Regions from separate parts of the Homo sapiens genome. Here region 1 is linked to region 2. Evidence: chromatin loops called from intact Hi-C (ENCODE). Cell type or tissue: mammary epithelial cell. All regions are shown on one strand. Each heading gives the region's core, and the rest is flanking DNA. Links, peaks and the distances in the headings are about the cores only. Region 1 overlaps LOC105372631 (a long non-coding RNA gene). Region 2 overlaps RBPJL (recombination signal binding protein for immunoglobulin kappa J region like).

Region 1 (9,700 bases), core at 712-8,711, 130 kb after region 2:
TGCTGCATGATTCCTAAACTGTAATTTCTAATTTTGTAGCTAATTAAGGCAGACTGTTACCCAGGTAAGAAGGAGGTATGTTTTGGAAAGGGCTAGTGTCAATTTTGTTTCAGTCAAACCATAAACTAAATTCCTTCCTAAGGTTAGTTCTGCCTACACCCAGGAATGAACAAGGACAGCTTAAAGGGTAGAGGCAAGATAGAGTTGGTTAGGTCTGATCTCTTTCAGTGTCATAATTTCCTCAGTTATAATTTTCACAAAGGCAGTTTCAGAATCATGCCATAAGTCCTCCACATTCCCCAAGTACCTGGCTTGTGCCGATCCCTTAGTCCACTTTTCTACCCTCTTCTCTTCCAGTCCCAATCCAACTGTGCTACAAAGCTCATATCCAGGTCCAACCCCTGAGAAACTTCTCTCGATCCCCTAGTTGGAAAAAATCATTCCCTCTTCTGACCTCCCATGTCGAGACCATTTATAACATGTTAGAACTCGATTCCTAACAAGGAGGTGCCCGATGATCAAATACACTTTTTTCCAGGGAACTTAATTATCCTCATTCTATTCAATGACTGCAGCACCATCCCCACCATCAATGAGCATGAGCAGATTAATTCATTTGACAAATATTTGCCAAGTACCTACAAGGCATCGTTCTCCATGAGCACATAGCTGTAAACAAAACACAGCAGCAAAGGACCCTACCCTCTAGGTGAGGCAGGCAATAGAAAAATAAGGAGATAATATGTGAGTCATGACAAGCATTTTGAAGACAAAATAGTGGAAGGGGATAAGGAGTAATGGGGGTAAAGGAGGTGCTGCTCTTTTATGTAGACCGGTCAAAGAGCAGAACCTGTAGAAAGTAAGTGAGCATCGTGACCAGCTGGGAGAAGAGCAATGCAGGAAGAAGACGCGGTTAGTGCAAAGGCCCCAGGAAGACTGTGCCTGATGTGTTTGAGCAGCAGCGATGAGGCCAGTGTGGCTGGGGCTGAGTGGGTGGGGTGGGAGAGTGTAAGATGATATGGTCAGAGAGGCTGTGGGGGCAAGCCTTGTAGGACTGTATAAAAACTTAGGCTTTGTAAGAGAGATGGGAAATCACAGGAACATCATGATCTGATTCAAATTGTCACAGGATCCCTCTGGCTGCAGTGTGGAGAGTGGCCTGTAGGGGACCAAGGGTGGAGACAGAGGGCCAGTGAGTAGGCTACTGCACCAGTCCAGGCAAACACTGAAGACCTGTGTATATGTGTTGTTCCCTCGGTCTGTCTCAGGTCTGTTGAATAGTAAGAATGCTTTGCTCTGTTGAAGATGATTCCGTTCTTTACATAAGTAATTAAATGTCTTTCCTTTGCTGTTTCCTGATACCTAAATGCAGTAATATATGCTCATGATAGAAAACTTAGAAAATAAAGAAAAGCATTAAACAATAAAGATTTCCAACTCCTACAACTCAAAGAAAACAGATAAATCATCCTACTTTAGAGGACTAAATGTACAGGAACTCATTGATTTGCTCATCAAAAGGTGAAGAGGGAAGAGTAGCAGCCCCAGGTAGAGCTACCCAGCAGGCGAGGCTGCCCTCAGGAACCACAGCCTTCCCTTTCCTAATGATTTCTACTCTGTGGCACCCACACTTCCCTCCTCAGGGCTCTGGTGTTATCCTCCTTCTGGGTCTCCATCATATCTGCTCTCAGCAAAAGATCCAGCTCATTCATCCAGCCCCAAGGGACAGGGCTTCACCTCCGGACAAGGGTGAGATGAATGAGGTCTTGGACACAGAATTTAAGAAGTCAAAAACCTCAGCCATCAAGATAAATCATATTAAAATGCAATGGTTTAAAAAATTAAAATTAATTTTAAAAGTCCATGAACAAAATATAAACATTTAAAATAAAGACAGGGTCCAACCTTGCACCTGCACAGTCCTGCCTTGCTCTCTGCACCCTAACCCAGCCCTGCTCAGCCCAAGAGCTTTGAATCTGAATACAAATCATTCCAGACTTCAAGATCAAGTTAAAGTGTTAATCGTCTACCAGAATGTGATTTCTAGCTTTAAAAAGAAAACCAAGAAAACAACTTCCACATCAATGCAAAGGTTTTCTCATTTCACCAGGTTTTTGTTTTCCGTCTGTTTACCTGATGGTTTACTAAAGAGGTGAAGAAGTCTGTGGCTGAATGAACACATTGAATAATTGCAGAGACTTAAATTCTCAAATATTCATAAAAATATTTTACCTTTTTTTTTTTTGAGATGAAGTCTCACTCTGTTGCCCAGGCTGTAGTGCAGTAGCATGATCTCGGCTCACTGCAACCTCCGCCTCCTTCAATTCTCCTGCCTCAGCCTCCTGAGTAGCTGGGACTACAGACACATGCCACCATACCTGGTTAATTTTTGTATTTTTAGTAGAGGCAGGGTTTCTCCATGTTGGTCAGGCTGGTCTCGAACTCCTGACCTCAGGTGATCCACCCACCTCGGCCTCCCAAAGTGTTCGGATTACAGGTGTGAGTCACCATGCTTGGCCATGCCGGTTGTTTCTGCTGCTTGCTGTGTAGACCGCTGTGATGACCATCTTCTTATTGACCCTCCTTTGTCTCTGGAGCCCCGCCACCTGCCTTCTACCTGGAGCCTTCCTTCCAGGTCCTTCTTCAACATCAGCTCCAGGATCTGCAAGATCTTTGGATATGGCCGCTGCAGAAGGAAGGAGAACCACTTCCTGGAGAAGCAGGAGTGAGCCAGGATCTGCCACACAAGAGAGCCGGGAACCCAGGGCATGGGTTAAGGCGAGGAGCAGGTCCGGAGGGAAGATCTGAGGCAAAGAGGTAGAGTTCACAGGTCCTACACCCCTCGCACCTACACAGTGTCCCTCCTCTGATGCTGAGGCTCTCTCTGCCTTCCGAGGAGAAAGTGGCGACGTGTCCTGTGAAACCGCAGACTTAACACATCTTCCAAAAGCCAGCTTGGCAGGAGGTCACTGCTAGAAGCACCTCTGAAATAATCTGAGCCGTCTTACCTGTTCCCCTTTTTCAGATGGGAACACTGAGGCAGCCACCCTGCAGAGTGAGTCTGCAGTGCTCCTGAGCCACCCCCCTCCAGGCTTGGCAAACTCACTGCCTTCTTGTCTGTTGCCTTGACTGCAGGGAGGACCAGAGGTGCTCATTTCTGGGAGGGTCTAGGATCTGCCAGCTGCACAGTGTCCAAGTCAAGGGCTTCAGCAACGACAATTAACAAATTCCTTTCTCTTTGCAGAGAGCCTGTCACCTGTGCTGCCTTGAGATGCTGACATCTGAGGATGCCCCAGACAGGGCCTGTGGCTGCTTTCTGAAATAGTGCAGCACCTTCTCTGCTTCCTCCTCAACCTTCTCCTTCACAGCAGAACCCTGCCTCCTTCCTCTCCCCACAGGCTTGTTTCAGCATTGATTTGATCAACTGAGCACCACGAGAACACAAACCACATTCCTTTGTTTTTTCATCACGTTACCCCCAGCACTTAGGACAGTGCCTGGCACAAAGGAGGTAGTCTGTAAATATTTGCGTAATGAATGAATAAAGGAGGGCATGAGTACATCTCCTCTGCCCAGCACGGATGACAGGCTGAGGGTTTGAATCCAGGACTCTCTCACCGTAGCCCTCATTCTCACTGCATCCTCACCTTCGTCCTCCACCCCCCACCCCCCCACTGGGTTCCTTGGGGATGGCAGGGGTGGAGTTCCTGGCATCCAGTTCTGAGCATCAGCTCTGCCAAGTAGTGGTGGCGGGGGGGTTTTCATGAAAGAATCCCCCTCGCTCCCTGTGATGTTGGACATTTTTCCTTGTCTGTGTAGTTTCAGGCTTTGTCTCTCTGGCCTTATACAATATTTAAAAACATTCATTTTCCAGTTAAACAAACTGGATTGGATACTGTTGTTTGCAACTAAGAACCTTAATATTGGGTGATCTTCCCAATATTTTGCAGAACAGCAGCATCACCGCTTTTCCTGCCATCAGACTGGGCCCTACCAGTTGTAAGAAGAAAACCCATTGCAACACCTACCTCTTAATGGCCACTCCAAGCTACACAAAAACCTGAGTGATGTTTCAACATTAAAGCCTTTTCTTTTTTTTTTTTTTTTTTTACTTTTGGGCCAGGTCAGATTGAGGGGTAGGTTGTTCTCCTGGTCTCTCTGAAGGAGAAGGGAAGGAGCATGAGGGTCAATTGTCTGCTTATCTAAGAAATCCCCTTCCCTGAAGTTGTGTGTGTGTGTGTGTATCTCTGTATGTGTGTTGTAGGGTGGTGGTGGTGGTTTGTTATTTCAGTTACAGCAATAACAACTACCCATTTAGTGGACACCGACCATGTACCAGGCTCCATGCTTAGCCTTTTACACGCATTATTTCATTTAATTCCCAAGAATCCTGTGAAGGAGGGTGCATTATGGTCCCCAGTTTACAGAGGGGGATATGGAGGCACGGTGATGTCACGTAACTGCCATATTGTTTTCCTGGGGCAACTAGAACAAAGGACTACAGACTGACTGGTTTAAACAACTGCAATTTACCCTCTTAAATTCTGGAGGCCAGAAGTGTGAGATCAGGGTGTCCACAGGGCTGCGTTTGCTCTGAAGAAGCTGGGGAAGGATCTGTTCCAGGCCTCTCTCCTGGCTTCTGGAAGCTCCTTGACTTGTGGTCACATAAATCCAGTCTTCACATAGTGTTCTCCCGTCTGTCCCCTTTTTAAGGACACCAGTTGTATTGGATTAGGGCCCACACTGATGACCTCATCTTAACTTGATTACCTTTGTAAAGAGCCCATCTCCAAATAAGGTCACATTTGGAGGGACCTGGGGGTTACGACTCCAAGTAGCTTTTTTGGGAGGACACAGTTCAACCCATAACAGCTGATAAATGGCAGAACCCAGGCATATGTGACAGACCCAAAGGCTTTGTCCTTTGGGAGGAAGATTGTGTAAATTAGAGCCCAGACTTTCCAGCCAGGCTATAAAAGTCCTAATTCTGGGTTTGTCTGAATTTGGGAATTTGGGGATCTAAGAAGCAGCTTATTAGGTAAGGTGGGCGTGGGGGTGAGAAAGGGTGAGGCATCAAGCCCCCCATCACTGTTTGTGACTGAGCTTAATCCCATTGGGAATGCTGGGAGCAGGGCCAGACAATTCCTCGCAGCAGCTATCACCCCCTTTCCCTAGGAGAGCAAGTGTTTATGCACCAGTGGAGATATTCAGGCACCAGTCTCCATATGGACTGAGGGTTTCCGGCTGATCTGGGCCTGGGCCCTCCTTGTGTGGCTTCCAAGGAAGCCCTCAGGCAAAGAGATGCAGACACTAGCACTTGGAAATCAGCTGGTGGCACCGAAGGAGTCAGGTCCGGGGTAAGGGTAGGGCACATATCTTCTGCCACACTCTGTATGTGGCTTTGAACAAGTGATTTAACTTGTAGGTGTGCTCTGTACCTGTCTTCTCCCTGTGTGGGGTTGTTGTGTAGCTAAGTGAATTAACACATGCTGAGCCCTTGGACCATGTAATGACTGCAACTTAAACATTAACTATGATTATTATTGACTAAATGATACTGCCCCCTACTGGAAAATGTGTGACCCGGACATCACTTAGAAACTAGTGCTGGATGGCATTTGGGAGGGAATCTGATCCAACTTCCTCATTTCACAGATGAGGAATTCAGACCTAAGAAAGGGAAGTATGTTGCCCAATGTCACACAGCTAACATATATAATCATTATAATAGACAACCCAGGCAGCCTCATTCACTTGTTCATTCATTCACTCTCATGTGTGTGTATATATGTATATAATTATATACATATATAAAACAGACATGTATATAGCATATATTATGTGTATATAATATACATATTTTATATATTTATACATATTATTTCTATTAATATATAATTACATATACACATGTGTATATGCACATATGTATATAATTATATACATATGCATATAATATATATTATACATGCACATACACATGTATATAATTATATACATATATATGCATATATACACACACATATGTATCACTAGTGTTTGTAAGTGATATCCGGGTCACTCATTTTCCAGTAGGGAATAGTATAATTATATACATATATGTGCACATATATACATAATACATATGTTTTTAGAGACTGGGTATTGCTCTGTCACCCAGGCTGGAGTGCAGTGGTGCAATCATTGCTCATTGTAACCTCGAACTCCTGGCCTCAAGCAATCCTCCTGTCTCAGCTTCCCCAGTAGCTGGAACTACAGATATGTGCCACCATGCTCAGCTAATTTTTTAACTTTTTGTAGAAACAGGGTCTCTCCATGCTGCTCAGGCTGGTTTGGAACTCCTGGCCTCGAGCAATCCTCTGGCCTCGGCCTCCCAAAGTGCTGGGATTACAGGCGTGAGCCACCACGCCAGGCCTCACTCCTAAATATTAAGCACCTGTTTTGTGATAGGCACCAGGAAAACAGTAATGACCAAAACGGTAGCCTCCAAATTTGTTTGATCCCTCACACCACCCATTTCAGTAAAAGGTTTTTTTGTTTGTTTGTTTGTTTGTTTTGTTTTGGAGATGGGGGTCTCACTCTGTCACCCAGGCTGGAGTGCAGTGGTGTGATCTCAGCTCACTGCAACCTCCGTCTCCCAGGTTCAAGCGATTCTCCTGCCCAGCCTCCCGAGTAGCTGGGATTACAGGCGTCTGCCTGGCTAATTTTTGTATTTTTAGTAGAGACAGGGTTTCACCACGTTGGCCAGGCTGGTCTCGAACTCCGGACCCCAAGTAATCTTCCCGCCTTGGCCTCCCAAAGTTTTGGGATTATAGGCATGAGCCACTGTGCCCGGCCCAGGAAAAGGTTTTTGAGTGTGCAGTTCCCGTATTTATAAGTATGTGCATATTGTTGTACTAATATGTACATTATAAGTATTCAATAATATAAATTTTAATAAAGTATAGGCTAGAAATGAATAAACTGAAGTTTCTAAATATTTTCTTTCTGTACCACAGTGCACCCCACTTAGGAGTTGGCTGGACCAGAACAGGGGAGACAGAGGAATAGTTTCAGCAGCACAAACGCTGCGAGAACCCAGGTGGAGGCCCTTAATCTCACCTGAAGAGGTCAAGGCTGGCGTCGCAGAGGAGGCAGCGCTCATCCTGGATTTTGAAGGATGAACTGAATTTTATCAGGTAGAAAGAAAGAGGAAAACATAAGCTTTTGGGTGTGGCAAAGATGTGGGCATTAGAAAAAGGATTCTAATTTCCTTTACCTCCCGCCTCTCCGAAAGGAGTATTTGTATTGGTTTCCAAGTAGCTGTTCTGCATCATAGGAGACCCCAGCTTATTCCTCAAAGTTCACCCAACCCTGAATATAGGTGAACCTGGAGTGCCGTCAGTGGGTAGAAGGGGAAGAGGAGTAACCTAGGAGAGATGGGGGAACCACCTCATTTGCATGAGAGTCGTGCCCTTCTCCCCTGTAGCCTGAGTTTCCTGCTTCCCTCTGCTCCACCCAGCTCATCAGGAGAGAGCCCACTACCTTTCTTACCTCTAAGAAGCAGACCCATGGGGGGAGTGGCATAGGTGTGTGCATGTTGGGATGGGAGAGGGATTTGGTGCTGGAAGAAGAAAAGTTGGGAAAGGCTTCTGAATAATGAAAACCCAGAATTTCATAGAAGTCAGCTCATTAGTCAGCCTTAGCTTTCGTACTTTCTCCAATGGGAAGCTCACCTCCTCTTGGCACCAGGTTCCAGCTGATAGCACTCATTATTAGAAGAGCACTCTTGTTTCCCATTAAACCAGCATATGGGCCAGGCATGGTGGTTCATGCCTATAATCCCAGCACTGAGGCAGGTGGATTGCTTGAACCCAGGAGTTCAAGAGCAGCCTGGGCAACATGTTGAAACCCTATCTCTACAAAAAATACAAAAATCAGCTGGGCGTGGTGGCATGCACCTGTAGTCCCAGCTGCTCAGAGGCTGAGGTAGGAGGATCACCTGATTCTGGGAGGTGACGATTGCAGTGAGCTGTGATTGTGCCACTGTACTCCAGCCTGAGCGACAGAGTAAAACCCTGTCTCAAAAAAAGAAAAAAAAAGAAACAAATATGTGTCCCCTTTGCCCCTGGCCCTTCATTTCCACATGGGTCCTGACTACTCTCAAGAAGCCCACTAACCAGGTCAGCTGTCTTTGTACTAAGACAGTTCTGCAGAGATTGAGAAATGGTAATCAAAGTACTTCCACCTCCCACAAAGTGTATTTTTGGTTCTTGTGCAACATTTTGCTAAGTCCCCTCCAGGAGCTTTCAGTCTCTTAGGATTCATAGTTAAGAGAATCTCTTTTTAAAGCTCCCTACAATATCTGCAGAGGCTGCCAGATGGTAGCCCCCCTTGTGAGGTGCCCCTCACTGGGGATGGGGAGAGAGGCAACTGTAGGAAGAGGAGGGTGCTCAGTAGGGTAAGAGCTCCTGAGTCACCCCCTGCCTTGCCTCCCCCAGTTAAGCAAGAGCTGTGGCAATGTAATTCAGAAATAGAAAAGAGGATGGCTGAGAGGAGGGGGTAGGAGGTAGGTGGTGGGCAGGGGTCCAAGGCTCATGAAGGTATTTCTGAGGATGCACCACTCTTCAAGTTCATTATTAGACCTTCTAGCTGCAAGGCATCATGGGAACAATCTGTTTGGAATCCAGTGGGTTCCCAGCCAAAGAGACGTTCTCGCCAGCTCCTCCAGGCAGAGCTCCTTTGACAATGCATTCACACACCTGCCTCCGAGAAGATGGGGGCTGGAGGGACCTTTGGAGAGCAAAGTCTAACTGCCTTGCTGCAGATGAGAAAACCGAGGCATAGAGTGCTGGAATAGCAGGGATTGTTAAACAAGTGAGGACATAGACTGGGCGTTAGATACAGCTAGTTCTCACTCACTGCCTTGTGGTCTTGCATACGTTTCTCAACTTCTCTGAACTTCAGTTTTCTTATTGATAAAATATGGATGATGACAATACCTGTCAATATCTCCAGCCAGAGACCACTAGGAATACCCCTCTTCCTAGCTGAACTAGAAGTCGAACAATGTGCGTTTATTACTCACTAAGGCAAAGGAGAATACAGACCTGGGTGATCACACAGTGACATCTCATTAAGAGGATGTTAGAAAGGACTTCTAGGACTCAGGCTTGTGTTCGTTGATTTGGAGGACGGTTTAAAGAAGCAGGCTTTGCTCTGCATCGGATGCTCAGGAAATGCAGCAGTTCTATGACTGGGTATCTTAATACATCTTAGCTGTAAGAAGGGATGACTGGATGGAGATTAGAGCTGTAAGAAGAGCAGCAGTTGGTAAAGAAGCAGCCGATGTTCATATTAGCCAGGGGAGAGGGCTGCTTGGTTATTTTTGTGGCTTGCTCATGTTTTGTCTGTGTTCAAACATGGTTACAGCTTAGGCAGTTTTGGTTTTGATCTGTCATGGGCAGAGCATGGCCTTGTCTGACATTGATGTTTTGCAAAGTTGTTCATGTTCAGCAGGAGAACATCAAGGCCCCGCTGAGTGTCAGGACAGCTCCTGGAAGTCAGGTCTGCTCTTTTCTCTTCTCCTTTTCTTTTCTTTTCTTTTTTCTTTTCTTTTCTTTTCTTTTTTCTTTTCTTTTCTTTTCTTTTCTTTTCTCTCTCTCTCTCTCTCTCTTTCTTTCAATACAGGGTCTTGCTCTGTCACCCAGGCTGGAGTGCA
Region 2 (9,700 bases), core at 483-8,482:
GTAGTACTCCCAAAAGAATATTATCATAGAATGTTACGAGATAGAATTATAATATGTGGAAAATAGCAAGTATTATTCCTTCCCCAAGAATATTCCTTCCCAAAGAATATTAAAATTGTAGATTATTAGAGCATAGAATTGCACAATGTTAAAAAAAAAAAAATTCTGGAATCCCAAGAAAAAAGACCCTTAGAAATCAGCTATCCCAGGCCGGGCCAATGGCTCATGCCTGTAGTCACAATACTTTGGGAGGCTGAGGCAGGAGGATCACGAGGCCAGGAGTTTGAGACCAGCCTGGCCAACATGGTGAAACCCTGTCTCTACTAAAAATACAAAAAAATTATTTGGGCGTGGTGGCTGGCACCTGTAATCCCAGCTACCCGGGCGCCTGAGGCAGGAGAATCATTTGAACCCGGGAGGCGGAGGTTGCAATGAGCCAAGATCAGGCCATTGCACTCCAGCCTGGGCGACAGAGCGAGATTCAGTCTCAAAAAAAAAAAAAGGAAGAAAGGAAGGAAGGAAGGAAGAAGAGAGAAAGAGAGAGAGAGAAAGAAAAAGAAAGAAAGAAAGAAAAGAAAGAGAAAGAAAAGAAAAAGAGAAAGGGAAAGAAAGAAAAGGAAGGAAGGAAAGAAAGAAAAAGAAAGAAAGGAAAAAAGAGAGAGAAAGGGAAAGAAAAAGAAAAGGAAGGAAGGAAGGAAAATAAAGAAAAAAGAAAGAAGAAAGAAGAAAGAAGAAATCAGCTAGCTCAACAAGCTTTCTTAACGCTAAGTGAGAGAACTTAAGGGCACTGTCCAAGCTGAGGGGACAAGTGAACCCCAGAGCCTAGGATTAGTATCCAGTTCGGTCTAACGCAGAAGCCCACGCGCCATGCTGGCTCCCTACACTGGTGGCCACCATGAGAAGCTTCGGCCTCGTCCCCTTGGGTCTCCTCCCAGGCCTCTCCCTGCCCCAAGGAGGCGAACAGGGCTCTGCTTAACGACAGCTCTTGCTGGACCATCATCGGCACCGAGTCGGTGGAATTTTCCTTCAGCACCAGCCTGGCGTGTACCCTGGAGCCGGTCACTCCGGTGCCTCTCATCAGCACCCTAGAGGTGAAGCCGGGCGCTAGGGGCGTTGGGCAGGGGGACCCTGCCTGCACTGGGCAGTGGTGGTGCTAGTGAGTGGGGGGCAGCGGGTTCCCGCCCTACTTGGTTCTCTCACCTCACCTGGTCCCACCCTCCCCCAGCTGAGCGGCGGGGGCGACGTGGCCACGCTGGAGCTCCACGGAGAGAACTTCCACGCGGGGCTCAAGGTGTGGTTTGGGGACGTGGAGGCAGAAACCATGTACAGGTACGGGGTGGTGAGGCAGCCTCTCTTGGGCCCCGGGGAGCAGGGGAAGGGGGTGCACGCGTCGTCGGAGTCGCCGCAGCCCTCACCCTGGTGCTCCACCCCCAGGAGCCCGCGGTCCCTGGTGTGCGTGGTGCCGGACGTGGCGGCCTTCTGCAGCGACTGGCGCTGGCTGCGCGCTCCCATCACAATCCCCATGAGCCTGGTGCGCGCCGACGGGCTCTTCTACCCTAGTGCCTTCTCCTTCACCTACACCCCGGAATACAGCGTGCGGCCGGGTCACCCCGGCGTCCCCGAGCCCGCCACCGACGCCGACGCGCTCCTGGAGAGCATCCATCAGGAGTTCACGCGCACCAACTTCCACCTCTTCATCCAGACTTAGGCGCGCCCGGTAGCCCCGGCTGCCCACCCTGGAGGGCTGCGCCCGCGCCAGGCGCGGGGACGTGTTTCTGGGTTCTAGGCCCTGCTTCCTTGCCCCTTTGCTGCAGAAGGGCAGCTGAAGGCTCACCCTAGAAACCGGGCCTGGTGGGTCTTACCCGGCTCACTCCCTCCCTTGTCCTTACACATACAGGAAGACAAGACCTGAGTGGTGCTGTCTTTGTGTCCGTCGTGTATGGCTCTCCCTGTCTTCATTTCTTCTCACTCTGTCTCTAAACCTCTCTCTCTCTCCCTTCCCCCTCAGTACTTAGTCTACAGACCTATGTGCGTGTCCCTATCCTTCTGTCCTTTTCTCTCTTCAGCTCTCCCTGCCTCTCACACACAATTTTACATGCCCCGAGGAGCCAAGTTTGGGACATTTACCCTCCAGGCATCTGTGTCCCCTCTTGAAGAGAAAACACACAGCTTCACACATCCAGGCATAGGGGGCAAGCTCTTGGGGCATCAGGACCCTGGAGCACCAGGTCCTTCCTGGAATATTAGATCCACCTGGAGCACCGGGTCTCTCTAAGTCTCACCTGGGGAATTCGGTCCCACCTGGGGCACCAGTTCCCACCTAGAGCACTGTGTCCTGCCCTAGAGCACAAAGACCTGCTCCTCCCGAGACTCTCTCTGACTGCAGCCAGGCATAGTACCTTTGCCTGTGTTTGCTCCCTGGTCCACAGATTTGGTGGCTGGGCAGGTGCCTGGACAGTGATGAGGTCTTGCCGCCTTAACTGTCCCCCCCAGTCACTTCTCCCACAGGCCCAGCAGGACGCAGTCCTGAGGATCAGGGATTCTACAGCTGCATTAAAATCAATCCTATCCAAGGCAGAGTTTGGTCTGTATGAGCCACCTCCCCAAGTGTGCCTCCCCCAACCCTCGCACCAACACACAAAAGAGGGGACCTGCACAGAAAGAAAAGAACCACAAGTCTGATGGAGCAGAGAGCCTACCTTTTGGACGTTTTCTAGAGGAGGAACAGGGTGCAGAGGCAGCTGGCATCCTGAGTCCCTGTCCCTGCCCTGGGGTTGTTACCCTACTAGCTATCTCTCCATCCCAAGCAAGGGTGCACCCCAGGCCCAGAGGTGACCACGGGACCCTTTCAAAACAAAGCTTTCCCAGGATAGCCCTGGGCAGAACTCCTGGGATTGACTGGGCAGTAATGTAGTTGAGAGGGGGGCCTCTCTGCATGGGGCTGATGGACAGAATCACAATCTATTCCCCACCAGCCTACCCACCCTAGGTACCACTCTACCCAGTCTGTGCTTTATAGGGAAGGAAAAAAAAACCAGGCAGAACACTGGCTTGGGCTATTGGAATCAAGGACACAGATAAGTATCATGGGTGCCAGCTACCTGCACCAGCCTCTGGTGGTGCCTGATGGGAAAACTGGTCTGAAATGTGGGTTCTAGGTTCTAACCCTCTGGAGAAGAGCTTGCCCTCCTAAGGAAGAGCTCATTTCTTGTAAAACTCCTCCCCCAGGGTATGGAAAGTCCCATGAGAAAAAAGAAACGAACAATACGCAGAGGAGAGGAAATGGGGTATGTTCTTTAGCCTTCCCAAAGTCTTGACTAAGTTCTGCCATCTGCCATCAGCAGGCTGCAACCCACTGTGAGGGGTGAGGAAGAAGCCTGTGGCCCCTGAAGGTGAATCTTGGCTGAGGAAGGCAGCAAATGAGTTGAATGGGAAATGTCCCTGAAATGAGCGCCTGACTCACCGTCCATGGTGGTGTTGAAGCAGGCAGCCAGGAGGGAGGAGGCTGAGAAGAGTGTCATAGCGCACCACATGGGGAATTGGGGCTCAAGCGCTCATCGTCCAGCCCTGCCCCCAAAGTCTTCCTCCACCACTCCTCAAGGCAGGAGTCCCAGAAGCCAATAATCTAGGTTGGACCAAAAGCCCAGACCCAGCCATACAGCTCTGTCTTAGTCCTCACCCATCTCAGGGGATCCTATAACCTTTGGTGTCCCCAAGGTATCCATCTGGAAGTCTGTGACCAAAGCTCCAGCCCTGGCCTAGCTTCTGAGTTCCAGCTGCTGAAACTGTCCTTGGAGGTCTTCCTTGCACTGAGTCTGAAGCCATCTAACATCAAACTCCTTTCCCTCTCCACCTGCCTTGCAGCACCACCTCTAGCTCCTTCCCCCACACCACCCAGTCACCCAGGCCTAAGGATCCCACCCCCACTTCCACACTACCATATGCCTCCTGTTTTCCTCTCCCTCCACTACTGCCCTGCCAGGTCCTGTGTCGCCTCTTCCAAAATTTCCCAAACTACTCTAGGTAGAACTAGCTATATAATTTGTGGGCCCCAGTGCAAAATGGCCCGTTGTTCAAAAATTATTCAAGAATTTCAATTCGACTGAACACGGGATTAAAAAAAAAAAAAGAACTTCAAGACAGCCACAGGAAATGATGAAACCAAGTGCAGGGGCCTTCCAAGCACAGGCTGCACAACCACGAAGCCAGCCCTGGCCCCAGGCTTTTTTCTTGTATTCCCACAGACCCTCAATGGGACCATATCGACTGCCTGCTTTGGATCAAAGGTTTTACCTACATGCCCATTGTCTCCTCTAGGCTGCCATCTTCATGGGGAAAGGAGCTCTTATCTCTGCATGTCCTAAAGGGTGCATCACAATGCCTCGCATGTTGAGTTGGTGCTCAATAAACAGTGAATTGCATTATATGGCATTGGCAGATATTTAGATATTGCTAATGCAAAGTGAAACCGGCAGGTGGCACTGTTCTCCACCCGAGCATTAAGTTCTCATTTTATTTATATTTAAAAACCGGGCCTTAATCCCAGCCCTTTGGTAGGCCGAGGCGCAAGGATCACTTAAGCCCAGGAGTTCGAGACCACCCTGGGCAACATAACAAGACCCCCTCCCCCATCTCTACAAAAAAATGTAAAAATAGGGCCGGGCGCAGTGGCTCACGCCTGTAATCCCAGCACTTTGGGAGGCCGAGGCGGGCGGATCACGAGGTCAGGAGATAAGAGACCAACCTGGCTAACCCGGTGAAACCCCGTCTCTACCAAAAAATACAAAAAATTAGCCAGGCGTGGTGGCGGGCGACTGTAGTCCCAGCTACTTGGGAGGCTGAGGCAGGAGAATGGCGTGAACCCGGGAGGCGGAGCTTGCAGTGAGCCGAGATCGTGCCACTGCACTCCAGCCTGGGGGACAGAGTGAGACTCCGTCTCAAAAAAATAAAAAAATAATAATAATAATTAGCCGGTGTGGTGGTGCACGCCTGTAGTCCCAGCTATGGGGTGGGGGCGGGGGGATGCTGAGGAGGGAGGATCACTGGAGCACAGGTAGTGGAAGCTGCAGTGAGCTGTGATTGTGCCACTACACTCCAGCCTGGGTGACAGAGGGAGACCCTTTGGGGGTTTATGCACAGAATTCTACATACTTCCAGGGAATTTCCTAACACTAAAACCCATTTATGGATTAATTTAGTCCTCTTTATATTAGAATCATTTGCCACGCTATAAAAATTAATATACCGGGCCGGGCGCAGTGGCTCACGCCTGTAATCCCAGCACTTTGGGAGGTCGAGGTGGGTGGATCACCTGAGGTCAGGAGTTTGAGACCAGCCTGGCCAACATGGTGAAACCCTGTCTCTACTAAAAATTCAAAACATTAGCCAGGCGTGGTGGCGTGTGCCTGTAATCCCAGCTACTCAGGAGGCTGAGGCAGGAGAATTGCTTGAACCCAGGAGGCAGAGGCTGCAGCGAACTGAGATCACGCCACTGCACTCCAGCCTAGGGTCTCTCCAGCAGAGTGAAACTCCGTCTCAAAAAAAAAAATAATACTAATAATATACCGGCCACGCCATGGAACAATTCTATTAACATCTCTGAGTGTGGAGCTCAGGCATCTGTATTGTTTGAAACCCTCCCATGTGAATCTAGTGAGCAGCCAGGGTTAAGAATCATGGCCCTAGTCAGTATTTCCTCCTCATTTTATAGATGGGGAAACTGAGGCTCCAAGAGAGGAGGCTAAGGTCACAGCAGATGGCAAAGCCTACAATTGATTCAAATCCTGCACTCCTACCACTAAATCTGGGGCTCTGAGTTTCTCTTCATTCTCATTCTACCACGCTGCTGTGTGTAGGTGACATGTGTGTTGCAGAGGGTGGGGATGGGGCATGTAGTGAGGATAAGGCCCAAATCTCCAATTTACCAGCTCTCATGCTGCCTGGTGTTCCACCATTATTAACAAGCTAGTTCCCCAGTAAGTACCGACCTTGGGGTTTCTCTCTCTTTCTTTCTTTCTTTTTTTTTTTTAACTTCTATTAAGTTATAACCACAGCATAGGTAAAATTCTCTGACAGCTTCCCCCTGGGTAGGGCACAGACCTGTGAAGATGGCAAGGGAAAGAGGAAGTGGTTTTAAGGGAAGTGAAACCCATAATACATCTATAAGGTTGTGGCCAGGCATGGTGGCTCACACTTGTAATCCTAGCACTTTGGGAGGCCGAGCCAGGCAGATCACTTCAGATCACTTGAGGTCAGGAGTTCCAGACCAGCCTGGCCAACATGGTAAAACCCCGTCTCTACTAAAAATACAAAAATAGGCTGGGCACGGTGGCTCACACCTGTAATCCCAGCTACTTGGGAGACTGGGACAGAAGAATCGCTTGAACCCAGGAGGCGAAAGTTGCAGTGAGCTGAGATCACGCCACTGCACTCCAGCTTGGGTGACAACAAGACTCTGTCTCAAAAAATAAAAAATACAAAATGTAGCCAGACGTGGTGGCGTGCACCTGTAGTCCCAGCTACTTGGGTGGCTGAGGCACAAGAATCGCTTGCACCTAGGAGGCAGAGGTTGCAGTGAGCCGAGATTGTGCCACTGCACTCCAGCCTGGGCAACAGAGCGAGACTGTCTAAAAAAAGAAAAACAAACAAACAAAACCATCTATAAGGTTTTGCCACAGACCAGCTCAGAACAGCCTCCTAGACAGGCTTGGCCCTGTTCCAGACCCTAAGGGACAAAGGCAGGCAGGGTAGCAGTGGCACAATAATGCATTTAGAGGGCAAAGTGATAAACCCCCACTACAGCTGGCTGCTTGCCACCAGATGGGCACTTTCACCTTTGCTATCTAATGTAAACTAATCATAAACCTTGTGGCATCCCATCATATTTACAGGTCCTCAAGGAGAGAGAATTATACAGGTTGTATATATAGGGCAGAAATCTTGCAGGCCATCTTAGAATTCTGTCTACTCCCCAAACAACATAGCAAATCATAAGTAGGGGAGATGTGTTTCACTTGTAGGCCTTCCCACACCCCATGCAGGCATTGTCCCATGGTTTTGCTACCTCTGAAGATTGGCAAGATCATGAACAAAAAGTGGGCCCATGCCTGGCTTCTGTAATGTAGTGGTTATCACATTCGCCTCACACATGAAAGGTCACCAGTTTGAGACCGGGCCAAAACACGAGATTTTCCCCCTAAATTTAGTGAGTTTAATCGAGGTTGGAAACAAACAGAAAACTAGTTAAACCTGTGCCTACATTTTGGCCGGGTGTGGTGGCTCATGCCTGTAATCCCAACACTTTGGGAGGCCGAGGTGGGCGGATCGCATGAGATCAGGAGTTTGAGACCAGCCTGGACAACATGGTGAAACCCTGTCTCTACTAAAAATACAAAAATTAGCCAGGCATTGTGGCACATGCCTGTAATCTCAGCTACTTGGGAGGCTGAGGCAGGAGAATCACTTGAACCTGGGAGGCAGAGATAGCAGTGAGCTGAGATCATACCATGGCACTCCAGCCTGGGCGACAGAGTGAGACTCCACCTCAAAAAATTAAAAAACAAAAAGTGGACCAATAGTGTCCAAAATCCATTTTGCATCCACTGCCCAATTCTCAGAAATATTATATATTATCAGAAATAACCAGAGTTGGCTCTCCAGACAGATAAAGCCCTAGTCGAGGTTGACCACTGATGGGGCTATGTCTGCCAGCATTTAGGATGGCTTCCAATGAGTCTTGTATCCAGGTGCTCCTGCCCCTGGGTGGTCTCCTGTCACAATGAATAGGGCTGACCCATGTGACCCATGCAATATTATGGAAGAGATAGTGGGTGACTTCCAAGCTAAGTCATAAAAGTCACTGTAGCTTCCACTTGGTGGCTCTCTTGGATCGCTTGTTCTGAGAGAAACCAGCTGCCGCATCACGAGGACTGTCAATCAGCTCTATGTGGGTCCACGCAATGAGGAACTGAGGCCTCCTGCCAAAATAGCCAGCACCAAGTTGTCAGAAATGTAACTGAGCCATCTTGGAAGTGGATCCTCCAGCCCAGTCAAGCTTTCAGATGACAGCAAGACCTGGCCAACGTCGACTGCAACCTCACAAGATGGAGCCAGAATCGCCCAGCTAATGCTCCTGACTTCTGACTCACAGAAACAATGTGAGATAATATTTATGTTGTTATAAGCCCCTAAGTTTGGGGGTAATTTTAAATATCAATAGATAATATGGGGGTCTTCTTTTTTTTTTTTTCTTTTTGAGATGGAGTCTCGCTCTGTCGCCCAGGTTGGAGTGCAGTGGCACGATCTCGGCTCACTGCAAGCTCCGCCTCCCCGCTTCACGCCATTCTCCTGCCTCAGCCTCCCGAGTAGCTGGGACTACAGACACCCGCCGCCACGCCCGGCTAATTTTTTTTGTACTTTTAGTAGAGATGGAGTTTCACCGTGTTAGCCAGGATCGTCTCAATCTCCTGGGGGGGTCTTCTTAAACTAATACTTTACCCAAAAAGATGGCACTGATGATGAGAACACCATATATTGAGCACTTATTGTGTGCTAAGCTCTGACTTGCCTCCCTATAGGCTGTTGGATCACAAGGTAACAGCTGGTAAAAGCTGAAACCCAAACCCAGAGGTCCTGACTCAGTCTCACACCATCCAAAGCAGCCCTAACAGGAATTTCTACAACTGGAAATGTTCTGTGTCTGCACCACCTGATACAGTAGCCACTAGCCACATGTGGCTGTTGAGCACTTAAAACAAGGCTAGTGCAACTAAGAAGCAGAATTTTTATTTTTACAATTATAATTAATTTAAATTTATAATATAGCCACAGTTCCCAGTGGCTACCATAGTGGTCAGCACAGATCTAACAGATGTGAGGGCCTTCTACAAGACACAAGTTAGGAGAACAGAGACCCACTCAACCTCATGGGACTCAGAAAAACAGTGTGGCAAAGTCTCAGGAGAGATTTAAGCTGCCACGAGATTTAAGACCAGAATCACTGGTTCAGAGGGGGTTTGCAGGGGCATGAACAGCCCCCAGTGAGGGAGCCTTGGGTGATATAAACCCCTTGATAGGCAGTGCAGTTGTTAGCACTCTAGAGCCCGACTGCCGGGGTTCAAATCTCACCTCTACAACTGGTAAGCTGTGTAGCTTTGAGCAAGGTATTTAACCTCTTAGATGCAGTTTCCCTATCTGTCAAATGGGGTTACTAATAGCACCTACTCTGTGGAGATCTGACAATTAAATGGGATCTGGTATAAAGCCCTAAGAATGGGTTCCTGGCCACATGGTGTGTATGGGAGGGTTTGCTCCAACTACCACCAATTCCTGTTTGCGTCCTTTCCCCAACCCCAGCAAAGTACTGGGCAACATGGTGCCAAAGGAAGATCACCAATGTCCAAGGACCTGAAATTAAGGTTCGACTCTCCAGACACACTAGGGGCAGGTTGCCCTCTTGGTAACAAGGATCTTACCCACCTCACAGGGTTGTTATAGTGGTCAAGAAAGATGGCCCATGCTATTTCCGGAGACTGCCAGCCAGCCTGGCTGCAGCAGTGGCCTGAGTGAAGCAGGCGGAGACAGTGGTGCGGAGAGCCCACATCTAGATGGGTGCCTGCCGCTCAGCAGCTCTCTTGTTGCCATGCAGGCTGACAGTTGCCAATTTTTTTTATTTCTTTTTCCCAAGAAAAGTGAGAAATCT

What was found. Hi-C counts contacts between places; a loop is a spot of excess contacts. Peaks named below come from ENCODE experiments on the same cell type or tissue, not always from the same donor. Only the 100,000 strongest peaks of a DNase experiment are listed, where the experiment ranks them.
Region 1: it touches region 2 in a loop (7-fold over the local background); 44 of 110 quality-filtered maps call a loop at or near these places.

The regions. Positions count from the first base shown.
Region 1 is chr20:45,445,000-45,454,699 of GRCh38, forward strand. It overlaps LOC105372631 (a long non-coding RNA gene), which reads left to right. Exons shown (of 4, transcript NR_159957.1): 3 at 2,598-2,817; 4 at 3,245-3,582. Among named protein-coding and RNA genes, the nearest start is that of WFDC2, 20 kb to the right of the region's middle. In mammary epithelial cell, for the core only: CTCF peaks have their summits at 1,159 and 5,580 (motif pointing left); no DNase peak of the experiment used is centred there.
Region 2 is chr20:45,315,252-45,324,951 of GRCh38, forward strand. RBPJL (recombination signal binding protein for immunoglobulin kappa J region like) reads left to right here. Exons shown (of 12, transcript NM_014276.4): 10 at 936-1,091; 11 at 1,226-1,329; 12 at 1,435-2,573. The coding sequence ends at 1,708. It also overlaps the pseudogene TRV-CAC14-1. Among named protein-coding and RNA genes, the nearest start is that of MATN4, 12 kb to the left of the region's middle. RefSeq lists an enhancer at 6,030-6,079. In mammary epithelial cell, for the core only: a CTCF peak has its summit at 4,479 (motif pointing right); no DNase peak of the experiment used is centred there; H3K27ac peaks cover 335 bases; H3K27me3 peaks cover 460 bases.